Regions from separate parts of the Homo sapiens genome. Here regions 1 and 2 are each linked to region 3. A link is a loop called in an ENCODE intact Hi-C map of the cell type or tissue named here. Cell type or tissue: CD4-positive, alpha-beta T cell. All regions are shown on one strand. Each heading gives the region's core, and the rest is flanking DNA. Links, peaks and the distances in the headings are about the cores only. Region 1 overlaps PLXNA2 (plexin A2). Region 2 overlaps LAMB3 (laminin subunit beta 3). Region 3 holds the start of LOC105372899 (a long non-coding RNA gene).

The links. Hi-C counts contacts between places; a loop is a spot of excess contacts. Peaks named below come from ENCODE experiments on the same cell type or tissue, not always from the same donor. Only the 100,000 strongest peaks of a DNase experiment are listed, where the experiment ranks them.
Region 1: a loop joins it to region 3, with 17 times the contacts of the local background. A loop is called at or near these places in 2 of 110 quality-filtered maps.
Region 2: it touches region 3 in a loop (11-fold over the local background); 73 of 110 quality-filtered maps call a loop at or near these places.

Annotation. Positions count from the first base shown.
Region 1 is chr1:208,017,579-208,027,748 of GRCh38, reverse strand. PLXNA2 (plexin A2) reads left to right here. Exons shown (of 32, transcript NM_025179.4): 32 at 411-5,507. The coding sequence ends at 506. Among named protein-coding and RNA genes, the nearest start is that of LINC02767, 64 kb to the right of the region's middle. In CD4-positive, alpha-beta T cell, for the core only: no CTCF peak of the experiment used is centred there; a DNase peak (open chromatin) is centred at 5,748.
Region 2 is chr1:209,624,357-209,632,356 of GRCh38, reverse strand. LAMB3 (laminin subunit beta 3) reads left to right here. Exons shown (of 23, transcript NM_000228.3): 9 at 1,622-1,742; 10 at 2,432-2,620; 11 at 4,167-4,322; 12 at 4,778-4,974; 13 at 5,379-5,490; 14 at 6,331-6,709. Among named protein-coding and RNA genes, the nearest start is that of MIR4260, 4.8 kb to the right of the region's middle. RefSeq lists enhancers at 2,006-2,507, 2,508-3,009. In CD4-positive, alpha-beta T cell, for the core only: CTCF peaks have their summits at 4,322 and 4,522 (motif pointing right); DNase peaks (open chromatin) are centred at 4,536 and 5,086.
Region 3 is chr1:209,564,119-209,574,288 of GRCh38, reverse strand. It overlaps LOC105372899 (a long non-coding RNA gene), which reads left to right and starts at 6,466. Exons shown (of 3, transcript XR_922537.2): 1 at 6,466-6,570; 2 at 6,656-6,753; 3 at 7,302-7,341. In CD4-positive, alpha-beta T cell, for the core only: CTCF peaks have their summits at 4,465, 4,671 (motif pointing left), 7,846 and 8,047 (motif pointing right); DNase peaks (open chromatin) are centred at 4,638 and 8,048.

The DNA.
Region 1 (10,170 bases), core at 905-8,904, 1.5 Mb after region 3:
ATTTCATTCTCTCTTAATGAATCAAACTATTCTTTGCATTCGGGCAGATCCTGTCAGTTACATTTCAGATAGACAGGTGGACCCTAATATGAATAGAGATTGATTAGGATACCTTTGGAAAACTCACAAAGCTTCTTTAGCATTGAACGTGAAAGTAGTAGTAGTAGTAGCAATAATTAACACTTGCATAGCACTTCCTATGCCAGAGAATGTTTGAAACACCATACATACATACATATATATAGGTGTGTGTGCATGTATTCATTCAGTTAATCATTTAAATTATTTAAGGTTATGTGCATGAAGGCAGAATGGAAAGGTAGACAGAGGGCAAAGAGGGAACGACTCCAGAAAATGGTGTCTTCTATTCTGAGTCCTGAAGTCTTCCTGCCTTTGTTTTTGCTCCTCAGCTCATCGGGGCCCTAGAGCAGGATGAGCAGGCACGGCGGCAGCGGCTGGCTTATAAGGTGGAGCAGCTCATTAATGCCATGTCCATTGAGAGCTGAGAGGAGGAGCCTCGCATTCCTGGGAAGAGGGACCTGTCCAAGCTGTCACACTGGGAGTCTCAGATGGAAGGACAAGTGATGGGGATCAGGCCCCAGAGCTTGCTGTCCCCTGAGACCCCATCCTGGGGAGAGGGGAGGACTCCTCTCCCTACGCCAGCCAAGTTTCGTCATAGCCAGTTCCAGCTGGGAGAGACAGTGGGCGTCGTCCATCCTCAGTGAGAACACCAGAGAACCCGGGGCCGGGAGAAGGTGGTTCTTCAAGCCGAGAGGCACGAGCTGGGGACAGTTCTGCCTCTGTGACTGCTGCTTTGCATGAAAACTCATTTGATGTATATTGGGGAAATAATGAGAACTTTATTTAATTTTTTTAAGAAAAAGGGAAAAAAACAGAAATAAAACAAAAAGCCGCCCTGTTAATCCCGTCCAACTTTTGTTTAATTCTGATTTCTGTCTCCCTTCCATCTTTTCTCCCATTCCTCCTTCTTTATATAATGCCTATTTCCAAATGCCAGAGAAAGCAGAGATGCTGAGAGACATTGGAGAGAAAATGACTGTCTCCTTTTCCTTGAAATTAAAAAAAAAAAAAAAAAGAGAAAGAGGAGAAGAAGAATGATGAGCACAAGTATGCACCAAACACTTCGCAAAAACAGAGGCCAGTAAAACCTGGAATTATCCCGGCAGCCAGAGGAGTATGGAACTTCCAGAACTTTGCACAAATTGCAAAGCCATCAAGAGCTCACCCTGGCTGACTGGAAACTGAGCTTTATCTACCACACACCTGTATATTCTCATCTTTTGAGAGGAGATGTGTACCTAGATAGTACCAATGCTTTTTGCTACTGTTTTTTGTTTTGTTTTATTTAATCCTAAACCTCAACAAATGAGGAGCTGGTCTTTGATATGTTTCCTTTCAATTTCCCTAAAGTTACTATGAGAAGTGGGGTGAGGTGGGCCTCTCCCAGACCAGACACCTGGCAGCCCTGCCTCATATCAATCCCTGTCATAAACCAGGCACCCTGGGGAAACGGCCTGGAGGTGTGTGGGCCAGGCCTCCACGAGGTTCCATTTGAAAGTTGATTTGGAGACATAGGTGTTTGACTTTGGAGTTCACTCCAATCATCCAGTGGTCCCTGGCAATTAAAAAGAAAACAAAAATCAAACACTGTTTACAGCAAGCAATACTTGAAGAGCATAGGTTACAGAAGCTGCAGTATTTATTATTATGCTTTCTTTCTTTCATTCTCTCGTGCCTGGAGAGGGGAGACCACCCTTCGCTCATATACGGAAGCTCCTGACCATCTGGGCCTACAGCACTTCCTCAGTAGAAATGACTGTGGCATGCCCACGTTACTACCTTCTGCCTCTCTTTCTGCCTCTCACGGACTTGTGAGTGTGAAGGACAAGTGGATGACTTCTCACTGGACTTTCCTTCTCTGTCTCTTCTGATGATGCCTAAAACTATGGATAACCAATTCTCCTGAGTGTAGATTCCAAACAAAGAGACCAAAGCTCCATGCCCAGGTCCAAAGGCCCCATAGAAGCCAGTGGGAGTCATCGAGAGGAAAGGCGCTCTGTGAGTGTCAGGACCTTGGTGGCCAGGATAGCCATCAGAGTGTCCAGGCCTCCCACATTACCTTGGATCCGAGCAGCCAGCTCCAACTGTTCTGCAAGCAGCACTGGAGTCAGGGGGTAGGAGGACAAGTGGAAGCAAAGGTGTGGGACTGGGGAAGACAAAGAGGAACAAGCTGCCCTTCCTCACTTTTCAAAGGGTCAGGAATCCTAGGCTATGATGCTGGGAAGCTAGACCAGCTCCTCCAAGAGAGACTAGACCAGGGTCATTTTCTCTGTTATTAACTCTGGGCTCCAGCTTCTCCGTGCCCTGCTTTACCTCCAAGTGGTTCCAATTTCCAAAGGCCCTGCTGACCACATGTGATTCCCAGGAGAGGGCTGGGGGAGGGGAGCGCAGAGGTCTGGCTTCCATCCTTGGCGTGTAGCTTTGGATCGCTGTCTAACCACACAGCAGACGTTGCCCGGTCTCCCCAGCTCTAGTTTCTTGCCTGAATGCGGCTGACAAATGGGAAGAGAAAAGCATTCAGCAAAATACTCAGGAAACTTGCTGTTTTCATTATAATTCACAACCAGCCATGCCAAGGCCACTTTCTTTTGAAAATCCACTTCTTTAAAGTTTCTCAGGCCCTATTAGTAGCCTGAAGGAAATACTAATGACTGGCCTTCCGCACTAAGCCAAAGTGTTTGCTCTTCATAGCACTCAAAGCTTATCAGCGCAGAGCCCATAATTTATGGAGATAAAAGGAAAGGAGATATAGGTAAGAAGAGTGTGACCAGGAGACCTTATGCTACCTGTAAAAAAGTTCAGCCCACCCCATCTAACTTCTGAGCTCTGTTTGGGTGAAGATTTTCTGGCCGCATGGCTGCTCAGACTGGCATCCAGGCTTTGCTCCACCAAGAAGTTAAAGGCAGTCGGACATCTCAGTAGCATCTCTACCAGCCCTTAACTCAATGCATCTACCTGGCATCTCCCAGCAGTTACTTTTGGAGACGATTCACTGCCCCTGGGGCGTTTCCTTGAAGGTTTGTGGAGAGCGTGGAGAATGATGGGGCAATGGCCAATTGGAGGGTGGAGAGTGAAGAGCCGGAGCTGGCTGTGAGTGGTTTGGCCACATTTCTCAGGATTCCATGAGAGACTTGGGGAACTTGGGCTGACAAAGGAAGTAGCCTGGGGCATCCTTAAGGAAGGAATTAAGAAAAGGGAAAAAGCTGGACTCAAGCCACGCCATGAGGGTGAAAGGTTATAAGGCCCTGCCCCCTTTCCAGCTGCCCACCTGTTCCTCCTCCACACCTCTTCGCTTTGGGCCACCAAGAACCAATGAAGTCCACACCCTTTGGATGAGAAAAAGAGGGAGTTGGTTGGCCTCTCTTCTCCCTGTTATCCAATTTGAGGATATTTTGACCTTGGGTAAGGATGAAGTGTTAAAGCCACAGCTCCTCTCCACAAGAAGCCATTCATCTTGGGGGAGGCAGAGAGGGAAGTCTCTCTCCAAAGTCTATCCAGCTTCGCTTCGTTTCATTGATCTGCACAAGAGACAATGCTCTGGAAAAGGAAGAGGACCCCAGAAGGGTGCTTGGCAAGACAGAGGATGCTAATGGGCAATGGAGAGCACTCCCTCCAGCTGGCCCCTGCTGCTGCCTCCCGTCCTCTGCATGGGGTCAGGTGCTTCTGTGCTTGCTGTCCTACCTCTCTCCACAGCAGGGCTCTCAAAACCATTTTGATCCCCCATTGGCAGAGGGTTCCCCTCTTTACAGAGTTCAGTCATTAAAAGCATGGATCAGCTGTTAATCTCATTGGAGGAGGGAACTGTTTCCTGCATTCATTCATCTGGGAACCTTCTTGAGTAGCCACTGTCTGCCAGCCACTGCTCTAGAGATGGGAAAACAGCACGGAACAAAACCAAGGTCTTTCTTCCAGCGAATTTATATCCTTCAGGAAGCTGGTTCCTGCCACCAACTTAGCAGGCAACAGTTCTCCTCCCCTAGTGGCACAGGGTACCAGTTTTGTAGGAAAAGTGGTCCAGCAAAGGAAGAAAGCAGACCAACCCAGCTGCCTTACCTTATTCTGGGGCCATTCCCCCAGCGATGAGAGCTGCTCTTGTTTCTACTGCCACCATCTCTTCTGGCTGCACTTCACCTGCTGCTTGAGCTTCTGACCTTCCTTCAGTTCCACCAAATGAGGACAGGAAATAGCAGTCAAGACCCCTGGCCCTGCTGAGCGTGAAACAGAAGCAATGGATGAGTGCTGGACGAAGAATGGCCTGGGCAGAACAAATAGGGAGCATTTGAAAGCTTCTGGCTGATAAATCTCCAGGTGCATCCCGGTTGCCACGCCTGCCCCCATTAACCTGCTCCTGGTAAATACTGATCCAGCAGCTGCTCCAGGAGAGGCCGTCTTTTTTTCCCAGCCACGCTGTGTCTTGCATGAGACTCCTGGGGCCTGGGCACAGAGAGAAAAGAATTGAGACTCAGGAGGCTCAGTGGGTGAGAAAATGCAAAGTGGCTTCACAGACACAGGGCTGTGGGAGCAGATCGACGGGGAACTTGGGAGATGAACTTCAGGGCCTTCCGACGCCTTGTCTCAGGAACATGCTTTGAGAAAAATGGTAGCATCCTTTCCATAACTCAGTCTCTCTTCCCTAGTTTCCCTGAAGTGTGACGTTTTAGTATCTGGAGCTCAGTGATCCCCATGAATGAGGGATAAAGTTTCACTCTTGGTATTTTCTAACTAGTGCTAGGGAAAGTCCTGAGACACGATCACAGCCACTGCTTGGCATACAGGGCCTCCACCCAATAAGCAAACTGGAGATTCCTCAGCCTCTCGTGGACACCCACATCTCATTCTTCTCACAGCAGAGAAGCTCTCCCTTCAGCCTGAGCTGTCTTCTTTCTGCTGCAGTGCAGCCTGCTCCCTCCTACCCTGGCCTCAAGGAAGGTAGGAAACATCTTCTGCATTTCAAAGTCCTCACTTTGACTTATTTGGCCTTCATCTTGGCATGGAAGGTGGCAGGCAGAATGGAAATACTCCCCCCAAACAGAACAGATATTCTTGCGTGTGTAAGGGCAGAAGGGACAAGCTCTCTATCCCATGAGACTAGGGGCCGGAGCCCACCTGCCTTTCCCCACAACTTTTCCTGCTCAAACCCACTCCTCTTGACACACTGGAATCTGTATTATATATATTTTTAAGAAAATACAATGATGGTTGTCTGGTTTTGTTGTTTTTACAGGTGTTGTGGAATAAAAACTGTAAGAAAATTAAGTATTTAAAATGTTCCAATAAAGTGGGGTTTTTTGTTATTCTAATATATTATTGTGTACCTATTGTAAATATGAAACACTCCTATTTTGCAAGCTGAGGACACAATTTGTACTGTTGTTATATATAAATAAAGTTTACTGAATTAAAAAAACCTTAAATCTTTAAATAAACCCGATTGTTCAGCAGCATATATGCAGAATAACATTTTAAGGGCATATTTAAGAATGGTACTCATGGAAATATGAGCTAAGTTGTTTTGAGGGAGTTTTAGAATTCTCTCTGGAGCCAGAGCTTATTAATGTACCAGTCATCATCATCAACATAACACACACACACACACACACACACACACACACACACACACACACACACACACACACACACGAGATACCGTGGCTTATACCAGCAGGTGAACACTGCCCCCTAGCCCCAAGACCTCAGAATACAGCTTTCCTCCAACTGGAGGCAGCTAGTGTACTCCATGAGTTAGGACCCCTTCCCAGGAGAGAAGGGAGGTCTCAGAAGAATGAGATCCTCCTCTGCCTCCATGCTTAATACATGTTCTTCATGTGTTTGTACATTCATGTATACAAAGTGCATTCTTGTGCTTGTACAAAACGTATTAAGCACGGCCTGGCACTGTGGTAAGTGCTGGGGGATAACATAATAAGTGAGAAAGACATGATCCTTGTCCTCATCAACCTTTTAGTGTAGTGAAAAGCATAGGCTTGCTTAAAAAGGAATGTTTCACCATGCCTTGAGAAGGGGTTTTATGGTTGCTTTTTTTTGGTCATTTTCAGTTAAAGGATTAAAGGTAAATAAAGGGAAAGATGCCAGATAGTGTGTGCTTTTAGATCCAGTGCAGGTAAGACAAGAAGGCGGGCCCTGCCTAGGGGAGAACAGTAGCTGGGCAGACAAAGTCCAGAGGCAGCAGAAACATCACAATTCCACAGTAAGCCTGAGAGGTAGGGAATTGATCTTAGGACTCCTAATCCTTAGGGGTCCCTTAACCCTAGGAGGTCATGCCTCCTCCCCTCCTCTGTACTTTCATCTATTTTACGTTCTGGTGTTCCAACATGTGTGGGTGACACTTCTTCTCTCTGGTAAGAGAAATAGATGAGAATAACTCAAGTATCCATCTGACATCTCAACTGAGCATGCAAGCAAACTGCTGCTCACTATTTCCATGATAATGGGACCAGGAGAGTTCTGGGTCTTCAACCTTATACCAGGCACTAAGAGTAGAGCCTCCTGAAGGATGAGGTGCAGGCCCTGCCTTCAGAGTGCCTCCAGTCTAACATGGACAGCCAACACACAAGGGAGAATGGGGCCTGGGACTTGTAAAACAAAACATGTAAACAAGTGCATGTTGGTAAACATAGTGTGTGCTTACAGCTTCAAAGAGATCATAATTGGGAAGATTGTTAGTCCCGACTTAGCAGCCTCTGAGTTCACAGTGTTTGTGGGTCCCCCATCCACACCGCACACATGTACACACACACACCCTTCCCAGATGGAATGGAGAGATGCAAAAGCTGGTCCTGAGGGTGAGAAAAATGCAAACATAACACCATGAGGAGTCAGGAGGAGAGGAGAAGAGTGCAGTGCTGAGGTCTGCATGTAATTAGTGTGTCATTTTCAACAACACAGTGGGCCTCAGGCCTGGGGAGTGCACCCTTGGGCCTGGGGAGTGCACCAGAGCTTTTTACTAACTTTAAACCATCCTCCTCTTCTCTCTGAAATGCAAACCTAGAACCCTGGAGGCACTCGAGTGTCTAGCAGTGAAAAATGTGTCTTTTCTCAGTAAAAGCAACAATATGGCCCTGGTGAGCTCCAATGTGGGACAGAGCAGTTAGATGAGTCTTGCCTCTGTCACTGCCTGACTGGGCTCCTGGCTTCACAAGAGGCTGGGATACAGGGAAATTTGGACAGAGGAGGACGTTTCTCAGTACAGGATCCTTACTTCCCTGAGTTTTCTCCAATCTTCTTGCTGCTCCCCTCACCCCACCGCCATCTGTCCCCTCAACAACTTGGACTTAGGGTATCCCTATTATTAAATACCTGCTGCAGAAACTACCATCCTCTGGCAAGGAAGCAAAGGAAGAGGATGGAAGCTACCAGGTGGTCTGTCTTGTTCACTGTCGTATTCCCAGAACAGAGCACAGACCCTGGCCCACAGCAGATGCCCCTTGAGTATGTTCTGAATAAACAGATGATGGAATGAATGGAACTTGGGAACCACCTACCAAATGCCAGGCTCTGGAACATCCTCCCTTGTAGGCTTCTCATGCTCACATGATAAGAGTTTTCCATTTTTTAGTCTGAGATTCAGAGAGGTTAAGGGACTTACTTAAGACTGCACAGTTACAAAGTGGTAGAGCCACAGAGGTCTGATTCCAGACTTCACATTGCACAGGCTTTTTCCACTGCACTTTCCACACTACCTTTCATTAGCTCTAGAACCATTGAATACTTGGAAGTCCACCCCAGAAATGGATCCTTCCTCTTGTAACAAGAAGATCCTATGGAGACACTCTTCCTCATTCACCAATAGTCATGTTTGTTCAATGCAATTGATATCTCTTCCTCACTTGCTATGAGCATGACACTAGACTAGGTACTATTAGGAACACAAAGGGAGGGAAAAGCTAAGTCCTGAAGTTGCAGCTTTCCCTGGGTTTACACTCTAATGCCAATACCAAATCATTATTCTATAAGAAAAAGATTCATCCCTTTTATTAGGGGTATTTCTATCTCATTTTTACCACAAATGCAAAATAATTTTGCCAAACTGTGTCAGTAGAATTCTCAGAGACCTATTTTCCTCAATTTGAGGGTAAAACCTGCATGATAAGACACTCAAGAGAATTTAGGGAGATGGGTGCTGCTGATTGTCTGCGCTTGATCATATCAACACCACGAGCTGCCAAACATCTCAGCTCAGCAAGTGAGCTGAAAGACAGAGGAGGCTTCCACCTGTCAGCAGCCAAATGAGCAGCCCACCAAAGCACATGCACAGAAATTTCTACTGCATGTAATTGCATTCATCTTATTCCTGGCTTTGCTTTATGTCTCTGTCTCATTTATCTTGATTCCTCACCCCTACTCCTTTCTAATTGCTAGGTTTCATGTATCCCCTGCTAAGAGCATAAGCTTTGGATTCCGATTGCCTCGGGTTGAATTCCATCCTCAAGCTGTATGGTCTGGGGCAAGTTATATAACCTCTCTGTGCATCAATTTTCAAATCAATAAAATGAGGATAATAATATGCATCCAATAAGGTTTTTATATGGGTTAAATAAGGTAATGTATGTAATGGACTAAGTATTACAATAGGTAAATGAGCAGGAGAGAGAATGAACCATACATCCTTCTTTTTTTTTTTTTTTTTTTTGAGATGGAGTCTTGCTGTGTCACCCAGGCTGGAGTGCTGTGGCGTGATCTCGGCTCACTGCAAGCTCCACCTCCTGGGTTCACGCCATTCTCCTGCCTCAGCCTCCTGAGTAGCTGGGACTACAGGCACCCGCCAGCACGCCCGGCTAATTTTTTGTATTTTTTTGTATTTTTAGTAGAGACGGGGTTTCACCATGTTAGCCAGGATGGTCCCGATCTCCTGACCTCATGATCCGCCCGCCTCGGTCTCCCAAAGTGCTGGGATTACAGGCTTCAGCCACTGCACCCAGCCACCATACATCCTTCTTTTACAGGCAGCCCAGGAGGACCTACAGGCAGGAATTGATGAGCATCTCCATCTGACTGTGGGAAGAAGTTGAATTAATAGAAGTTTTGGAGATGAAAGTTGGTGCCTGAGAGTTAAGTCCTTAGGAGACTAGTCATGGATGCTAACATAGGAAAATAGAAGATGAATCAAGGTTTCACCCAATGGCAGAACCAGCTATGAACCTGCCAGTGAACATGCTATAGGTAAATGGGAAGTGGCAGACAGAAGTGGATCAAGCCTAATTTCCATGTGCTAAGGCCACAGACAGGGCTCAGTTGGCTACAAGAGTCTGTTGATGGCCTCCTGAAAGCATGCCCAGATCAAGGGTCTGAAAAGGATTTGGGGCCTACTAGGAAAGGTAGTTCTTCACCCTGAGAGCCAGAGGGCAGGGCCAGCCCACAGGCAGAGGATAACAGCAACAGAGGGGAGCAAAGAGGCTGGAGGCAGAGGGCACAGAAGGACCCCAGAAGGACTATTCCCAGCAAGAAGTCAAGGAAGTGGAGTAGGAAACGGGCTGGAGCACTCACCAGACCTGAGAGGGGGATTCACCTATCTCCCCTCAGGAGGAGTCTGGGCACCTCCACACTGAGCTGGTTTTAGGTAAGTGTATTAGTCAGGGTTTTCCAGAGAAACAAAACCAGTAAACCAATAGGGTGTGTGTGTGTGTGTGTGTGTGTGTGTGTGTGTGTGTGTGTGTGTGTGTGTAAGGGGGTGGAGATTTTAAAGAATTGGCTCATGCAATCATGGGAGCTAGCAAGTCTGAAATCTGCAGGTCAGGCTGGCTAAAAATTCCTGCAAAAGTTGATGATGCAGCCTTGAGTACAAAAGCAGTCTAGAGGGAGAATTTCTTCTTCGGGAAACTTCAGTCTTTTTCCCTTAAGGTCTTCAACTGTTGATGAGGCCCACTCACATTTTAGAGGGTGAACTGCTTTACTCAAAGTCTACAGATTGTAAATATTAATCACATCTAAAAAATACCTTCGTAGAAACATCTAGACTGGTATTTGATCAAAAAACTGGGCACTGTAGTCTAGCCAAGTTGATACATAAAATTAACCATCACAGGGAGGAAAAGACCAGTCAATCCGTTCATCGAACGCTGAAACTAAATG
Region 2 (8,000 bases), core at 1-8,000, 59 kb before region 3:
ACATAAGTGTGGAAATTGGGAGGGAGTTTAAGCCAATGATTCTCAACCCTCGTTATGCATTATAATTTCACTGAGAGCTAAAAATGTTGCCCAGCCCTCCACCCTAAGATATTCTAATTTTATGATTGGCTTTTAAAGCTCCCAGGTGACTCGAATGTACTGCCAGGTCTGAGAGCCACTGGTTTGGGGATTTTAAAGTCTCAGCTAGTGGTGAGATATGGGGCACGGTGAGAGACCAATGTTTAGTACAGATGCTAAGTCTACCCTAGACCAGGCGGATTGGCTTCAGCAGGGATGGGGTTTGAGACGTTCCAGTTTAACAAGCCCTCCCCTCCCAAGGGGTTTTGCTGTGAAACCAAGCTTGAGAACCACAGGTAGAGAAGAGAGAACCTTGAGCAAAGAAGCAGAGGGACCCAACATGGGAGCGTGACAGCTGTCCTAGTGACAGGGGGACAGGAGGAAATCATGTAAGATGGCCTGAGTGGGAAATAGAGGTGGCACAAGCCTCAGCTGGCATTCTTCTTTCCACTTCTGGGCCAAATTCTGCCCCAGGCTGCAGAGGTGTACAGAGGGAGGCCAGCTCAGGGAGTGTGTCATCTGTCAGGGCCCATGAGACATACTCCTAGAACCCAAGGCTGAGTGACACAGAGGGAATACAACATGCTATGACATGACGAGGTGGGAGGGAGCCACCCAGCCCTGGTGGTCCTCAAATCTGGCCATGCAGTGGAATCACCACTTTTAAAAGGTGCCACTGCCTGGGTCTCATCCCTGAGATTCAGAGTGAATTGGGTCTGGACCTTGGCATTTTAAAAAATGTTCCCCAGGTGACACTGAGGTACAGGCAGTGTTGAGATCTATGGAATTAGAGGCACCAGGGAGGCCTTATGAGAGAGGTGCCGTTCTAGCTGGAGCCTAGCTGGCAGGATTTTGTGAATGAATACAGAGAGAAGAGAATTCTAGGCAGAAGAAAAACCATTGCTAAAGGCCAAAAGGTGGAGAAAGTAGGGCTTGCAGAGGGAGCAGCTAGAAGTTCATCTTGCTATGCTGTCAGCAGGACATGGGAGCTGAGAATGCAGCTAACATGATACAGGTCCTTGAATGCCAAGCTGAAGGTGTTGGGCTTAATTTGGAAGGCAATTAGCACGCAACAGCTATTCTATTTTTATACCTTAATGAGTCTAGTGACAGTTCATCACAACAGTTCCATTAACCAAACAACTGTATTCATAGATTGTTGGAATAGAAATCTCCAGAGGGCCCCACCAGCTTCTGGATCCCACAGTTTGCCAAGGGTGTCTGAGCACCTGCCAAGCGCTGCCTCTGACTGGGTGTCATGGGGGTGTCCAAGTGCAAGCAGCGAGCTTGCAAAAACCTCACTAGGGGAGCAGTGCGGGCACACGCACGTGCACACACACACATGCTCATATGTGCAGAACAATAGCAGACAGTTTCACAGGAGCTGGGTGAAGTCTGCGGCATTCAGAGGAAGCTTCCTGGAAGGGTTGGGATCTAAGCCAGATCCTGAGTGGTGCGCAGAGGGTCAGAGGGCAGTGGGCAGGTCCATCCCTGGTGCCCTTCTTTGTTGATTACTCCTGATGGCTGACGGTCCCCCTCCCAGGTCCACGATGTCTGTGTCTGCCAGCACAACACTGCCGGCCCAAATTGTGAGCGCTGTGCACCCTTCTACAACAACCGGCCCTGGAGACCGGCGGAGGGCCAGGACGCCCATGAATGCCAAAGTAGGAGCTTTGGATCACCCCTCCCCTGTAGGGTCTGGGTCGAGTGCTGGCCCCTCTAGGCCTTGATGATCTCACCTGGGATGCAGGGGGATCCAGTCTTTCTTATGTAAATCTAAACTGAATTGCACCATTACAATTCAAGCTCTCCTGGCTCTGTGAGGATGGAGAGAGTATTTGGGTGACATCCTCCCACTGTCCCCAGCTAGAGCCTGCTTCTTCTGGCCTCTCCAGTTGCTTTACCCTGTTTAGGACATATCTGGTTTTTCTATTGTCATTTTTCCTACTTCAAATGGCTCCCTAGAATCAGGCCCTTTGTTTACATAAATGAGGAAAACAGAGATTCTCATCCTGGAGACAGGCAGTGACCCAGGAGGAGACCAGTGTTGGCAGTGGGAGGGTTGGGGATAGAGCATTCAAAGGGCTCTTTCTTTGGCCCAACATGGCCACTGTTCTTGGGTTTATTCCAACAGTAAGAATCAGGAAGGCTGAGTTCTTATTCTCCTCTGCTTTCTTATTGGTCATGTAACCTTAAATAAGTTATACAAACCTCCCTTGCCCTCAGTTTCCCCACTTCCCTGCCTTGATCATCTTGCAGAGTTGTTACAGATGCCAGTGAGCTTTTGTGGAGCATGCTCTGTAGATAGCAAAGGTGTGGGTCAGATGTCAGCCCTGGGACTCTCTTTTTCCAGGGTGCGACTGCAATGGGCACTCAGAGACATGTCACTTTGACCCCGCTGTGTTTGCCGCCAGCCAGGGGGCATATGGAGGTGTGTGTGACAATTGCCGGGACCACACCGAAGGCAAGAACTGTGAGCGGTGTCAGCTGCACTATTTCCGGAACCGGCGCCCGGGAGCTTCCATTCAGGAGACCTGCATCTGTGAGTAGAGGCTCCGGAGTCCCAGAGTGTCATTTGTCTGTTACTCCCCATCTCCTCTGGGTACAATAGAGTACATGTTCCTGGGCACACCAAGGCCCTCAGGGAGCATGAAAACTTGGCTGTGAGTCAGGATTTGTGGGAGATTATTTTAATTTAGCTATTACTGAGCAAGTCACTTAACCTCTCTGGACCATCAATCAGACAATCAATCAAGAGTTAGGCTTTATTTGGGGCATAGGGAAGAAAAAAGTAAACATAAGATACAGTTTGTGCCATCAGGGAACACACACACTGTTTGGCAATATAAACTGTATACACCTGCAGAAGAGGGATGAAAGCACCTTTTCCGTATGTATATGATTGCCTTTACCATGTTGTAATGAGGTTTGTGATTTAATTTTCTATTTCTCCCAACATCGAGAACTCCTCCATGGCGAGGATTATTTCTCACATCCTCTAGCCCTAGCACACTGACTGGAAAATAACTGATGCTCAGGGAGTGTTTGTGAATGTAATGGGAGGCAACAGGCAGAGGCAGCTTAACATGCACACAAGAGCCAGCGACTTCATATAGGAGAGGGCTGCCTGGACTGAAGCAATCAGATTCGGGCAGGTTTAGTCAGAAAAGACTTTCTGGATGAAGGGGTCTTACATTTTGAAAGGTCTGAAAGAAGTCAGGGAGTGGGGGTTGGGGAAAGCTGAGTCACTTTCTGTTGATGTTTGTTTCTGGGAAGAGTGAGACAGAACTGAGTTTGATCCCTGTTTCTTGCATGAACTTGTAATGAGAACTTGAATAAGTTATTTGACATATCTGAGCCTCGGTTTCCTCCTCTGTACAATGAGAATAATAATCTCCAGGATTATCATGAAGATTACATGAGGCAACATATGACAGTTCCCAGTTCAGTGGTTGGCACAGAGTAGTTGCTCAGTAAGTAATGACAACAAAACCGCTTCTATAGTACTTAGCATGTGCCAAATATGCTCCCCCTGCTTTATGTTTACTCATTTCTTTCTCTCTCTCTCTCTCTCTTTTTTAATGGAGATGGTTTCGCTCTTGTTGCCCAGGCTGGAGTGCAATGGCGCCATCTCAGCTTACTGCAACCTCCGCCTCCCAGGTTCAAGTGATTCTTCTGCCTCAGCCTCCTGGTAGCTGGCATTACAGGCATGCGCCACCGTGCCTGGCTAATTTTGTATTTTTAGTAGAGACAGGGTTTCACCATGTTGGTCAGGTTGGTCTCGAACTCCTGACCTCAGGTGATCCACCTGCCTCGGCCTCCCAAAGTGCTGGGATTACAGGCATGAGCCACCGCGCACAGCCATTTACTAATTTATTTCTCATAAGAAGCCTATGAAGGCTGTATCATTATTTTTATTTTATAGACAAGGAAATTGAGGCACAGAGGGATTAAGTAACTTGACTAAGGCTGTGAATTTGAAATCCAGTGGTGGAACAAGGATTTGAACCAGGCAGCCTGGCTCCTGGAATCTGCTCTGAACTCTACTTTTCTTTGTTCCTACTGCGGTGGCTGCTGTTGTCTCTCAGCCTGCGAGTGTGATCCGGATGGGGCAGTGCCAGGGGCTCCCTGTGACCCAGTGACCGGGCAGTGTGTGTGCAAGGAGCATGTGCAGGGAGAGCGCTGTGACCTATGCAAGCCGGGCTTCACTGGACTCACCTACGCCAACCCGCAGGGCTGCCACCGTGAGTAGGGGGCTTGGCCCAGCATGACGTGGGGTGGGCTGCATGGGGCCACCAGACCCACGGCTTGCCCTGCTCACTGTGCTCTCTTCAGAGGAAATCCCACTGCAGGGTAGACAGAGGGGGTATGCCCGGGCCTTTGCCAGGAGTCCGGACTTCTTGCCCTCTTACCCAGCGCCAGATGCTGTGCCACTGGCCTCCAGCAGGTGGCAGCACACGTCCGAGTTGGAAGGTGGGACTGAGTCAGCCAGATGGAGGGTGGGCAGGCAGGCGGCTGAGCTGCCAGGTGGCTGGAACTGGTGGGACAGCGCAGGGGTCCTGTGAGTCAGCCATGTCATCTGCAGGGAAGGGCCCTGCCCAGTTCTTTTCCCAGGCAGCGCCCCTCCCTGGATGTGTGTCCTCTGGGGGTGAGTTTTTCATGGAGCGTCTGCCTGAGCTCAGCAGCTCTCCTCCTGCAGGCTGTGACTGCAACATCCTGGGGTCCCGGAGGGACATGCCGTGTGACGAGGAGAGTGGGCGCTGCCTTTGTCTGCCCAACGTGGTGGGTCCCAAATGTGACCAGTGTGCTCCCTACCACTGGAAGCTGGCCAGTGGCCAGGGCTGTGAACCGTGTGCCTGCGACCCGCACAACTCCCTCAGCCCACAGTGCAACCAGGTACGAAGTGAGGGTGGTCCGGGGGCCCCCTCAGTGGGAGGGGGGTCCTGAGCACCAGCCTCTCTGCTGCCCCTCCATGCTGCCCTTCTAGGCCTCTCCCCTGTCAGACTGGGCGTCTTCTGTCCCCGTTCTCATTTGGGGAAGTCACCAGATGTCCCTCCCTCTGTGGCTCTTGGCCGTCAGTAATACCATATGCACCACACCTTCTGAAGGGCCTATGCTGGGCCTTGACTTCAAGGCTCATCTCTGAGTGGGAGCCCTTGTTTTGTGGGCACAGCAGCTCTGGAGGTGGCCATGAGCCCTGGATTCTACCTGTGGACCAGGAATCTAGGACACAGTCCCTGACACCAGGGTAAGGCAGAGGCTGTGAGGCAGGGTCCACTGACGGTGCTCTCCCCACGCAGTTCACAGGGCAGTGCCCCTGTCGGGAAGGCTTTGGTGGCCTGATGTGCAGCGCTGCAGCCATCCGCCAGTGTCCAGACCGGACCTATGGAGACGTGGCCACAGGATGCCGAGGTGCATGCTCAAAGCCTGGGGGACGCTGAGGCTCTGGGGGCCGAGCACGCGGGTGGGCACATGGTGGGGGCGTGTAGGTCTGCAGCAGGGCAGGATGTCCTGTACTGATGCATGTGGTGTGGGCCTGGGCAGCCCTGTGAGTGCACACACTCCGGCCTGTTGGCATGGCCTCCAAGCCCCTGAGGCAGGCCTATGCCCGCTGTTCCTGCGTCCCCGTGACATGCTGGTTGCTTTGCTCCCCACTTCCCTGAGAGAGAGAGAGCATTTCCCAGAAGCCATCTCCAGGGCAGCAGCAAGGAGGGGAGGCTGTTTCTTCCCTCTTCATAGATGGAGGAAGTGAGTCCTGAAGGGGAAAGGGTGTCGTTTCCCACGGAGTCAGTTTGATGTCACCACAGGAGCACAGGCCTTGGAGTGTGCAGACCAGATTGTGGTCCCAGCTCTGCCCCTGCCTCACTGAGTGACTTTGAGGGAGCTGCTTCCCCTCTTTAGACTTGGTTTCCTTCTTAGAGGAAGAGGCATGCTGTACTTAACCTCTCTGTCCCTCAGTTGCCTCATCTAGAAAAAGTGGGAAAACAAGAGTGCTAATTCCCAGAGTGGTGTGAAGATCAAATGAGTTAATGTGTGTGTGTGACTTTAAGTGGTGCCTGGCACATGGTAGGTGCTAAGTAAGCGTTTGCTTTCACTGCAGCTGTTACCATGGCTTTTATTCTGGCTGCGACTTCTGTTATTCTAAGTCATGTAGAAAGAGCCTCAGGTCAGACCTCCTCTTCAGGGCTCTCCCTGACAGCTGCTTCTGTCTCCCTGACCCCTGTCTCTGACTGTCATTTTTCTTGGCCCTAGCCTGTGACTGTGATTTCCGGGGAACAGAGGGCCCGGGCTGCGACAAGGCATCAGGCCGCTGCCTCTGCCGCCCTGGCTTGACCGGGCCCCGCTGTGACCAGTGCCAGCGAGGCTACTGTAATCGCTACCCGGTGTGCGTGGCCTGCCACCCTTGCTTCCAGACCTATGATGCGGACCTCCGGGAGCAGGCCCTGCGCTTTGGTAGACTCCGCAATGCCACCGCCAGCCTGTGGTCAGGGCCTGGGCTGGAGGACCGTGGCCTGGCCTCCCGGATCCTAGATGCAAAGAGTAAGATTGAGCAGATCCGAGCAGTTCTCAGCAGCCCCGCAGTCACAGAGCAGGAGGTGGCTCAGGTGGCCAGTGCCATCCTCTCCCTCAGGTAATTCCCTTTCCCTGCCAAGCATTTGCAAGAATTATGCTCCAGGGGTTCCAGTACCGGGCATGCTGGTCCTTCCTTACATTTGTACAGTGCATTACAGTTTAAAGGCATTTTCACAGTGCTCTCTCTTTCAACCATTACAACAGTCCTGTGAGGCTGGTGTGGTTTTGCAGATGAGAAAACAGGCACAGACAGGTGATGTGACAGAGCCACATGACCACCGAAGGGCAGAGCTGGGCCTCAGAACACAGTCCAGGAGCCCAAGCCCAGCGTTCTTTTAAGTGCCCAGTGCTGCCTGTGGGAGAGAGTCAGCTCTGGATTAGTCACCCTGGCGGAGGGCATCCGAGAGGCAGGGGCTCTAAAAATAACTCACGTGTGGCTTTGGAATGGAAGTTGGTCCCGCCCACACCCCCATCCCACCAGCAGAGGTGCCTTCTTAGTGAGGTTCAGTTCTGGAAGCTTCTATAATTAGTTTGCATTCCCTGAGCACTGGCTTTCTGACTGTGCACAGAGCCATCCAGGTGTGTGAGTGGTGGGGAAGGAAAAGGCAGCCTGAGAAGAATGAAAATGGAGGCTCCGTGACTCACGATGTGCTAGAGCTTCTGGCTGGGGGCTCCGGGAGAGGAACTCAAGCGAATATTGAAAACCAACCTACCTTCCTTCCTTCCTTCTTTTCCTTCTTTTTTCCTTCCTTCCTTCCTTCCCTTTTTTTCCTTCCTTCCTTCCTTCCTTCCTTCCTTCCTTCCTTCCTTCCTTCCTTCCTTCCTCTCTCTCTTTCTTTCTCTTTACATAATTTTAGAGCATCTATGATGAAACAAGCATTGTACAGGCATTGGGGATATTGAAATTAGTATGACATAATCTTTGCGCTCAAGAAGCTCGCACTGGGGAGAATGATGTGTAAATGGTAAACTATAATGTGACGCATGTTATAATGTGTCATGGCAGGCTTCACAGAGGTGCCTTCTGACCTAAGTCTCAGATTCGGGCAGTCAGTCCACCAGATTCAGTAGGTTGGAAACACAGGCATGGAGGGGCATTCCATGGAAGGGCGTTCTGTGCCTGATCAAAGCCTGGAGGTGGAGAATGTGAGGCTTGGAGGAGGGAGCTGGTGGTTGGGTTGGTGGAGCTGCAAAGGGCACAGGGAGAGAGGACTCTCCAAGAGCTCAGTGGCCAAGGGCCTGGGAGGTAGACTCTGAGCCTCCTTCGGGGGGATGACCAGCTGGCAGCAGTGATGGGATCTGGAGCTGAGTGGGAGGTGTGGACTGTGGAAGAGATTTTGGAGCTGCAG
Region 3 (10,170 bases), core at 1,302-9,301:
TATGAAATCCTCCATAACAAAATAATCCTCTCTCTCTACAACATTTGGCAATACCTCACTCATAATTCCATTATATGCAAAATTTTCAATTATTAAATTAATCCATTTCACTAAATTTTGAGCCCTTAGAGTAGATTCTGTGGCTTTAACTACCCAGTGTGTAGCAGCTAGTAACTTACTAATTCATCCAACAAATGTAAATTAAAATTCAGGAAGCAGGCTGGCAGGTAGCATGAGGAGGTTTGGTGGGAGAATTCAGGGCAAGAGCCATCAAGGCAATACTCCAAGCCCAAGGTGAGGGTGGAAACAAAAAGCAAGGACATGTCTTTGTCCTAGTGGAATTGGACACTGGGCAGAGTTCCAATGCAGAGATGGCAACACGGGAATATCCGGTTCAGGGAAGAGAATTGGTTGTGGGAGCAAGGCAGAGACTTATACACAGTTCAGCATTGGGCCTGAGAAAGGCTGGATGCTGACTGAGTCTCATGAACATTGAACTAAAAGGGCTTTGAGGCTCCTTAAAGGAAGACGGTCCTGGTGTCCAGGCTTGGGACCATGCTGAGTCTGCTGCTGGGTACATAGGCTTGAAGTTCTCTCAGTTGCAGCTGAGGAGCTGAGGGTGCAATGAGCCAACAAGTCAATAGACCAGACTCATGACCATTGCTTTGTCCTCTTTTCTCCAAAAAGTGAACACAGGCACAGATATCCCAGCCTTCTAACCAGAGCAAGGCAGCATTAGTGTCTGATGGAATCCCAAGGGACTCTGCCTCCTGCCACCATTAAATATTAGACATTTTGTGCATAGAATTGACATATGAAACCTGCAGCAGAGACACTGATAAACCATCCATACAGGTATTACCTGCTTCCTCTGTGTTCCACAAAGCCTACTTCTAGTTTTTTTTTTTTTTTTAAATTTTATTTATTTATTTTTTTTTGAGACAGAGTCTTGCTCTGTCGCCCAGGCTGGAGTGCAGTGATGCGATCTGGGCTCACTGCAAGCTCCGCCTCCCAGGTTCACGGCATTCTCCTGCCTCAGCCTCCCGAGTAGCTGGGACTGCAGGCGCCCACCACCACGCCTGGCTTTTTTGTATTTTTTAGTAGAGATGGGGTTTCACCATGTTACCCAGGATGGCCTCGATCTCCTGACCTCGTGATCCGCCCGCCTTAGCGTCCCAAAGTCCTGGGATTACAGGCGTGAGCCACCGTGCCCGGCTGTCTACTTCTAGTTTTTAAATTCAAGGACTGTTCTGCACCTTTTATCTTCTCAAGAAGAGTATGGCAAAATTTCTCCCTTCAGAACAAGACCCCTGAGAGAGATTCTGCTTCTAGCCCATGGATTGGAGAAGGGTATATTAGAGCTCAGGTGTGTAAAACAAAACACGTCTATGGGTGATGTTTATTCAACATGAAAACAACTGGAATGTGACATGAAAAAGTCAATCAATCACAAATCTTAGTATAAAGACAGTTCAGAGCCAGGCATGGTGGCTCATGCCTATAATCCTAGCACTTTGAGAGGCTGATGAGGGCAGATTGCCTGATCTCAGGAGTTCGATACCAGCCTGGGCAACATGGTAAAACTCCGTCTCTATAAAATACAAAAAATTAGCTGGGCTCGATGGAACGCACCTGTAGTCCCAGCTACTCAGGAGGCTGAGACACGAAAAATGCTTGAATCTGGGAGGCGAAGGTTGCTGTCAGCTGAGATTGCACCACTGCACCCCAGTCTGGGCAACAGAGTGAGACTCCATCTAAAACAAAACAAAACAAACAAACAAACAAACAAACAAACAAACAAACAGTTCAGGTCCTAGCATCTCTTTGCAAATTCTCATCTCATAGAAGAGCTTTCCATTCTAAATTTGAGTCCCTGTCGGGTGACTTCAGATGAATCTGAGCCTTAGTTTTATCTATAGAACAGGAAGAATAATGCAATATTGACAGCCAGTGAGGTCTGATGAGCATGGAGAACATCTACGAGGTCTAAACAGCACCCTTTCCCCTTTCTGCACTTCTACCCCCTTTCTGCTGGAAAATGCTCATTTCCCCATTATATGACTCTAATGGGCATCACAACTTCTGTGTAGAACCTACCCCTGTTCACAGTTGATGAGTCAAGTCGTGAGCTCAAGTCCATTCAGTTCCGTTTTGCTGCCAAATGAACTTACTTCAAATTTATATTTTAAAAAATTCTATTTAGATTTCCAGGGCACTTTGGGGATTGTGGAGCATGGAATGTGGAATTGTAAGTAGTTGAGTCTAGGCATATTTGGATCACACATCTAATAGAGTCTGTCGTCTCTATTAGAACATGAATTCTTTGAAGGCAGGGATGAACACCACCCCTGTCCTATAGTCACTTCAAGTTCAGCATGTCCACAACTGCACCTAAACAGGGAGTGAGAAACCATTAGATAATAGATAGTGAAGTGAAGCCGGGAGCATGAAGGATTGGGGTAAAGCAGAGCCATACAATGACCCTGACATCTTCTTCCCCACCTGTTCCTCCACCTGTGTCCTCTGTCGTCTTCTCCATCATCCAACCTAGAAGTCTGAGCCACTTGCACTCTCCACCCTCCTTTACTCCACAACATCTGATAAGCCTCCAAGCCTCGCTGATTTTACCTCCTAAATATTTCTTATATTTGCATGTTCTTCTCCATCTCTTCATGGGTTGACTTCATCATCTCTTACCTGGATTATAGTAAAAGCCTCTGAGTTGGTCTTATTTCCTCTAGTTTTGTCCTTCTCCCATTCCCATTCTTTCCTAGCCCTGCTGGATTGATGGAACATACCACTCTTGTTTAAAATTTTACCAATCAGTGACCAGCCTGACCAACACGGTGAAACCCCATCTCTACTAAAAATACAAAAATTAGCTGGGTGTGGTGGTATATGCCTGTAATCCCAGCTACTTGAGTGGCTGAGGGAGGAGAATCACTTGAACCCAGGAGGCAGATGCTGCAGTGAGCCAAGATCGCACCATGCACTCCAGCCTGGGTGACAGAGTGAGACTCTGTCTAAAAAAATAAAATAAAATAAAATAAAATAAAATAAAATAAAATAAAATAAAATAAATAAAATCTACTTAATGAATGTGGCTTTTTTTTGTTTGCTTTATCCCCTGGCCATTGGCATCCCCATCTAGCCTGGAAGATGGGTTGGTCGTTAGGGGAGGCATGCCCTCCCATTATGAGGTGAATTGTGTCCCTCCAAAATTTATATGCTGGGGTCCAAACCTCCAGTATCCCAGAATGTGACCTCATTCGGAAGTGGGGTCATTGTAGATGTAATTAGTTAATTTTAGATGAGGTCATACTGTTGGAGGGTGGGCCCCTAATGCAGTAAGACTGATGTCCTTATAAAAAGGGGAACTTTGGACACAGGCACACACAGGCAGAACGCCACATGAACATAAAGGTTCATGATCATAGGATGATGCTTCTATGAGCCAAAGAATGCCAAAAATTGCAAGCAAATCACCCAAATCTAGGAGAGAAACATGGAACAGATCCTCCCTCACAGCCCTCAGAAGGAACCAACCCTGACAACTCCTTGATCTCAGACTTCTTGCCTCCAGAATTGTGAGACAGTAAATTTCTGTCATTTTAGCCACCCAGTTTGTGACCTTTGTTAGGCAGTCCTCCTAGCAAACTAACGCACCTCCGCAGCGATGGTTAAGACTGAACTCTGGGGCAGGAAGCTTGCTTGGCTGGGCAGGGCTGCAGTAAGGAATTATGGGGCTCAGCATGCCTCCCGGCTCAAGTGCTGGAGGGAGAGCTCCCAAGGATCCCAAGTCTGCCTTTGCCACCCTCTGAAGACACGGATTCGCTGACAGCGTGAAATCTTGGATCTCCATTTTTTCCCTTTCAATCTGAGTCAGAGCCCATGGGGTGCCCTTCAGGAGCTGTGGGTGCAATATGCTTTCTATGTCAGAATTAGCCAAGAGGTGGGTTGCTGTTGCCTTTTTCCAAAGCACAATCCCCACTGCTGGTCCATCTGATAGGTACTCTTGCAAGAGAGGAAAGATATGTTTCATGCCTTTAACCACCTGGAGACCGGACCAGAAAGAATTGCTTTAGCCACTACTCCATGTGCCCTTAGTAATGCTAAGCACACCTTTGAGCAGGTTGGAGACCTCTCATAACACAGATCATCGATGCAAAATAACTTGTTGGAGTGCTTAGTCAATTTCCAACCATTCCTTCTTCTCTGCTGGATCTCTGGTTGCAGACATGGGTTTGAGCTGTCAGCAAGAATTGTGAAAGTTGAGTGTGTGTGTGTGTGTGTGTGTGTGTGTGTGACTGAGAGAGAAAGAGAGATGGATGGAATGACTGACATGTATCTTTGATGGCTGTCCAACCAAAAGAAATAGGATTTTCAGATTTCTTGAAAACTGTGGTGATTCAAAATCATTGCCAGGGAGATTTTGAACTTTCATTAAGAAAAACAGGAAATGAGAGACTCGTAAAACCCAGGGAGGAAATCTGACATTTTGAGGCCACTGATTGACTCCATTTGAGGCACTAACAAGAACCATCGAGCGTCCTGTGTTTCGGATTAAACAGATTCTTCTTGATGAGGGAAACATTCCCCGAGAGATACCTTTGAGGGCGGACCTGTAGCTTACATTTGAAGCTATGAGACTATCGCCCTCTGCTGGCCAGAGGCTCTTTGCAGCTAAATCCTACGCATCCACCAATGAGGAAAACAAATTCACCTAATCCAGTGAGTCCAGGTGGGATTTTTCTATCTCATATATATATATATTTCATTTCTCAATTTATTGTGGGGAGGGGGTATTTGGTGAGACAGAATAAAGAAACAGAGTTTTTAATAGCATACTTATTGAAGTTACAAGAGGCTATCACAATCAGTAGGGAGAAAGGTTATTTTTTGTGTAGATGCTTCAACCTGAAGAATTGCTTTTTCTTACTGATGCTAAGACTTAAATCCTCTTATGATGATATTGTCAAATAAGAACCTGCCACTGGCCCACCAGGGTAGAGAAAGAGTAGATGCTTGGGTCAGGTTGGGGACTCTACAGTTTGTCTTTCCAGATGGAATAGGGCCAAGGGGAAGTGTAGGGGGAAACAGGGAGGAAAGTGGGCATAAGATCCTCCTAAGGGGGATCTGTATGACCTGGGAGGCAATTCTTTGAGAAATGCAAAAAAAAAAAAAAAAAATTGTCCATCCTCCTGATCAATTTACTAGGAAGAGTGTGATTTTAGGGGGGAACAGACACTACCTGAATGGCCTTCCAGACATTGTGGGGCATTGGTGAGGACCCTGAAAGCCCTTCTGTTGGAACTGGAAACCATTTTGACATATTTGGGCATATTTGGGATATCAGTAGAGATGCTTGGGTGGGGATCCCCTCTCTGTAGAACTGTTTGTATTTGGATTATTCGGGTTTGAACTATTCACTTATCTATTAATCATAATCAGGCCTTCTACTATAGTCTCCTCTTATCTTCAAAAATAAAGTTAGCTGGGTAGTGATAGAGCAGAACAGTGATTTAAAACATGGACTCTGGTGTCAGACTGGTTGGATTATAATCCCAGCTGTGTCTCTTATAGCTCTATGACCTGGGTGAGCGATGTAATCACACTTTGCCTCAGTTTCCTCATTTATAAAATGGGTATAAATGGTACTTACCATGTAAGGTTATTGTGAGGGTTAAACGAGTTGATACACAAAAACTACTTAGAACAGTTCCTGGAACATAGTGAGCACTCAGTAGTTATTTTCTGTCATCATCATCATCATCATCATCATAAATGACCAAGACTTATGAGGCCAGATATTTGTTCCCGCTAACCACCACCCCATTTTGCTGTGATCACACATGTTCTTGAGAGTGAAAAGAGATATGCTTGCTTGGTATGGTTGACAGTACTGTTCCATGAAAGGGCCGCATGTATAAGGCAACCTCCAAATGCAGAAGGAGCCAAGTAACCAAAGAAAGAGGCAGACAAATATAGTTTGTCAGTTTTGAATGATTTATTATGGGGAACTTACAGGCAGAAGCAAGGTCTTGGGTGGTCCCAAGACAGGTAGATCTCTGCACCACAACACCCCCCAGACCCAGGGCTTATATCTTGAAGAAAAAGCATACATGCTCTGGAAGGGATGTGTAGATGGCTATGGGTGTCACAGCCTTTGATTTCTGCAACTACAAGGGTTGTTTTGGAGGAAACTTACAATGAATAGATGTTCCTACATAAAGAGTAATACATCAACTAGACATTTTGGAGGCATTCCTGGACTCGGGGTTAGTCATAAGTTACATGATGAATTACCATTTAAAATAAAGTCATTCTTGTCCCCACAAGTACAAGCATTCACCAACATCCAATCCACTTCTTCTAGAGACATGGAAGACTCCTGCCTGGAATGTGGGCAGGGCCATGTGAGTAGCTCTGGTCAGTGAAATGTGAGTGCATGTGGCTTATATCATCACTTCTGGGCTGAGACAGTTAAAAGCCCACACATGATTCTTCAGTTTCTTTTCCTGTGCCACAGCAACCAAGAAGGTCACATGTTCCAGAAGCTGCAGCTATAAGGTGGGTGGGGGGACCTAAGTGGGCCTGGGCTCTTGAGTGACTATGTGGAGCAGAGCTGCACTGACTCTTTCTTATCCATGGGTAGCACAAGCGAAAAATAAACTTCTGTGGTGCAAAGTCACTGAGATTCAGGAGTTGTTGCCAAAGCGGAGCCGAGCTCAGTGGTTCCCAGTCTGGTCCCAGGTAAGTATCGGGGGATGTTTAAGAGATGCAAACCCCCAGGCTTCACCCCACGCAAGCTGAATCAGAGGCTGAGGATGGGGCCAGAGTCTGGGTTTTAACAACTCCCTCAGGTAATTCTGATCTAGCTCAGGATTGAGAACCACAGCTGTAACTGATCTTGAATGAAACAGGTGCCAGAAGCCTGAGGTGAGATCTCGCTCTGTCAGCTTCCAGTTATACAGGGAGCTTGCCCCAGAGGCCACCAGTGTTTGGGATGATCCATTCTGCTTTACTTCTTTCCTTTGGTAGAGATATTTAAACACTAAACACCTGAGAATATTTAACTACAAATATACTGATGTGGTTTGGCTCTGTCCCCACCCAAATCTCATTGTGAATTGTAGCTCCCATGATTCCCATGTGTTGTGGGAGGGACCTGGTGGGAGATAATTGAATCATCGGGATAGTGTCCCCCATACTGTTCTCACGGTAGTGAATAAGTCTCAATAGAGCTGACGGTTTTATAAGGGGAAACCCCTTTTGCTTGACTCTCATTTTTTCTTTGTTAGCCACCACGTAAGATGTTCCTTTGCTCTTCCTTCATCTTCCACCATGATTGTGAGGCCTCCCCAGCCATGCTGAACTGTGAGTCAATTAAACCTCTTTCTTTTATAAATTCCCCAGTCTTGAGTATGTCTTTATCAGCAGCGTGAAAACGGACTAATACATATACTAAGGCCCAAGCTACTTACCTGAAGTTAAGAAATCACCTGGAAATAGGTTCAGTTGTAGCCTTAAGAAGGTGAATGCTTTCTAGATCTTCCCAGTTATGTCTGAAACCATCAGGTTCATTGCGCTCTTTCTCATTCTTTGCTTGACAGCCCCTCTCTGAAGCAGAAAAGAAAGAGTCTGATGATCCCTATTTCACAGAGGAGGAAAGTGAGGCTCCAGGCGGTCAAGTTATTTATCCACAGCCTGGAGACATAGCTTTGCCCTGCCTACAGCCCTAGTGCTGCACCTCACACAAGCAGTACTCAGTGAAAAGTTGTAGAAAAATGAAGATAAAAGACATTTGCTGGCCTCACACATTGCTTAATTGTCTGAGCTTGTCTGAGTCTCAGTCGGGTGCTCATTGCTGTGCCTGGGCGGGTGCCCCAGGAACTAAAGTTGAGGGTGGAGGCAAAGCTAAGGGTAGACACGGGAGGGACAAAGCAAAGGGCTGGGAAGGAACAATCTGATCCAGCCCTCTCTTAGCCCTTTGCAAGGCAGAGCCGTCCCAGAGAAGTGAGAGCCTGTAGTCAGCAGGGGGCAGTGTTGTTCTAACAAATACCTTAATAATGGCTGGTGAGAAGGCTGCCCGCGCATCTAAGCTTGGGCAATACTGATGGGATTGAATTGATCGAGGCCAGAGGATCTGGTCCCTTGGAAAAACAAAAACAGCGAAAAAGATGGGCACCTATATACCCACTATCTATATTGGGCATTTTCTGTGAAATTCTTTCAATTTTTCTGTCTGGAAAATGTTATAATAAAATTTTGGAAGTAAAAAGAGGATGGAGCCCTCCTAGGCTGCGCCTGTCTCAGCCCTGCTGCTGCGGTTGGTGCACCCATCTGGGTCCAGACCCATAGCCACTGGGGGCAGTGGCATGAGTCTTCACGGAGCGTCTTATTCTTGATACTCATCGTATTCTCCCTGCCCAGAGGTATGCTCTGCCAGCTCTCTTCTTTGCTTGCTCCTTTTTCTCCTCTGCTATTTCTCCTTCTTCCCGTCCCCCTCATACTCTCTCCTGTACCTCCATATCTGACTGTGAGTCAGGTGGATGGCTCATGAGTCAGCAGGGCCAGTACTGGGGATGTGAGGGGTTAGGTGTGAAAGACACAGCAGATCCCGTCCCTTCGGAGTTTATAGTCGTGGAAAGACAGACCCACAGAGGCAGAACTTAGAGAAAGAAGACAGGAAAGCACTGAAATCATGTTCTCTGGGCCATAGGATACATGCAGGTTTCAACCTCGATTCAACCTTGGCAAAGGCTCTCTAGTTGTTCAGGACTTCCCCATCATGAGCTTTCTGGAAGGCACCTCTTCCATGTCCAAACATGCTGCAGGGTTTCGCGAGATAGAGCCCATCCCTATACCCAAGAGACAAGCAGTGGATTTCTTGATTTGGCTGTGAGGGGGCAGCTCAGCTCAGCTCATCCAAGAGGTCTCACATAAGCCTTCTTGTGGTATTCTATAATCCATTCTTCCACCTACCTGAACCATTCCAAGGCTCTGTGACCCAAGGATGACCCAGATTTGAGTCCAGCCTCCTAGTACCACTCCATCCACAGGTGGAACTCAGCCAGGTTCTAAATCAGCCCGGCTCCATGACCCCAGATACTAGCTTAGCCTTCTGAGAAGGAAGCCATTTCCTGCTGCTCTGCTGCCAGGAGCCAGGATGCCCCATCCGGAACTGGGTGTGGGGAGATGAGAGGCACCATTAGCAGCCATGGCTACACTGGCATTAGGAGATTAATGAGGCTTTTTGAATAACAAATGTAGCTTCAGCCAACTGTTGGCAATTAGTTAGAGCAAAGCCATGCTGTGCTCTGACTCTGTCAGCTGGGACCTCCAAAGGAGCATTACAGCAGGAAGGACTAGACCGGGAGGGAAAGAGTTGAAATTCTACCTTCCACATTCCAGGCCGGCCCTGTAGGTGTACAGTGACCCTGGGCTAAGTCTTCTCGTAACCGTCTTTATCTGAGATCATGTTGAGAGACATGTAAAGCAATGAGGGGCCTTGAGAGATCATTTTGTCTACCAGCCTGCCTCCACTCAGGACCACACAGCAGTGCTTCTCGAGGTTTAATTTGTATATAGGTCTCCTTGGAACCTTGCTCCCAGGTGACTGCTGATGTTGCTGGTCCAGGAACTACTTTGAATAGCAAGACCCACGAGAGAGAGAGAGAGAGAGAGAGAGAGAGAGAGGACAGAGAGACAGAGAGAGGAGAGAGACAGAGATGTGGGCAGGGGAGCATGCTTTGGAGCCCAGAGCACATTTATTTCATTAAGTTGAGATTTTAGTCTTTATAATTCATTCATCATTTACTTCATCATTCATTCAACAGCATCTACTCTGCTAGGCAACTGAATTCACATGTATTGGTACAGAGAGAAGGGTGAAAATAGTTTGGAGTAACCAGAGAGTCTCCTGGGACAGGAGGAGAAGCCTGGGGAAAGCAGAGTGGGTGCAGGACTGGGCCCCCAGGGTGGGCCTAGCTGCAGGCTAGCAGATGCTGCTGTACTCCTCCCTTCCAGGAAGGCCCTACCAAAGCTGCAGTGACTACAGGCCCAAAGCCAAGGCACACAGTGGACAGGGAGAAGTAATGCTCACATCATCTTCTCTTTAAGAAAGAAAATGCATCTTAAAAGCAGTAGGAGCTAATTTGCTCTTCTGTA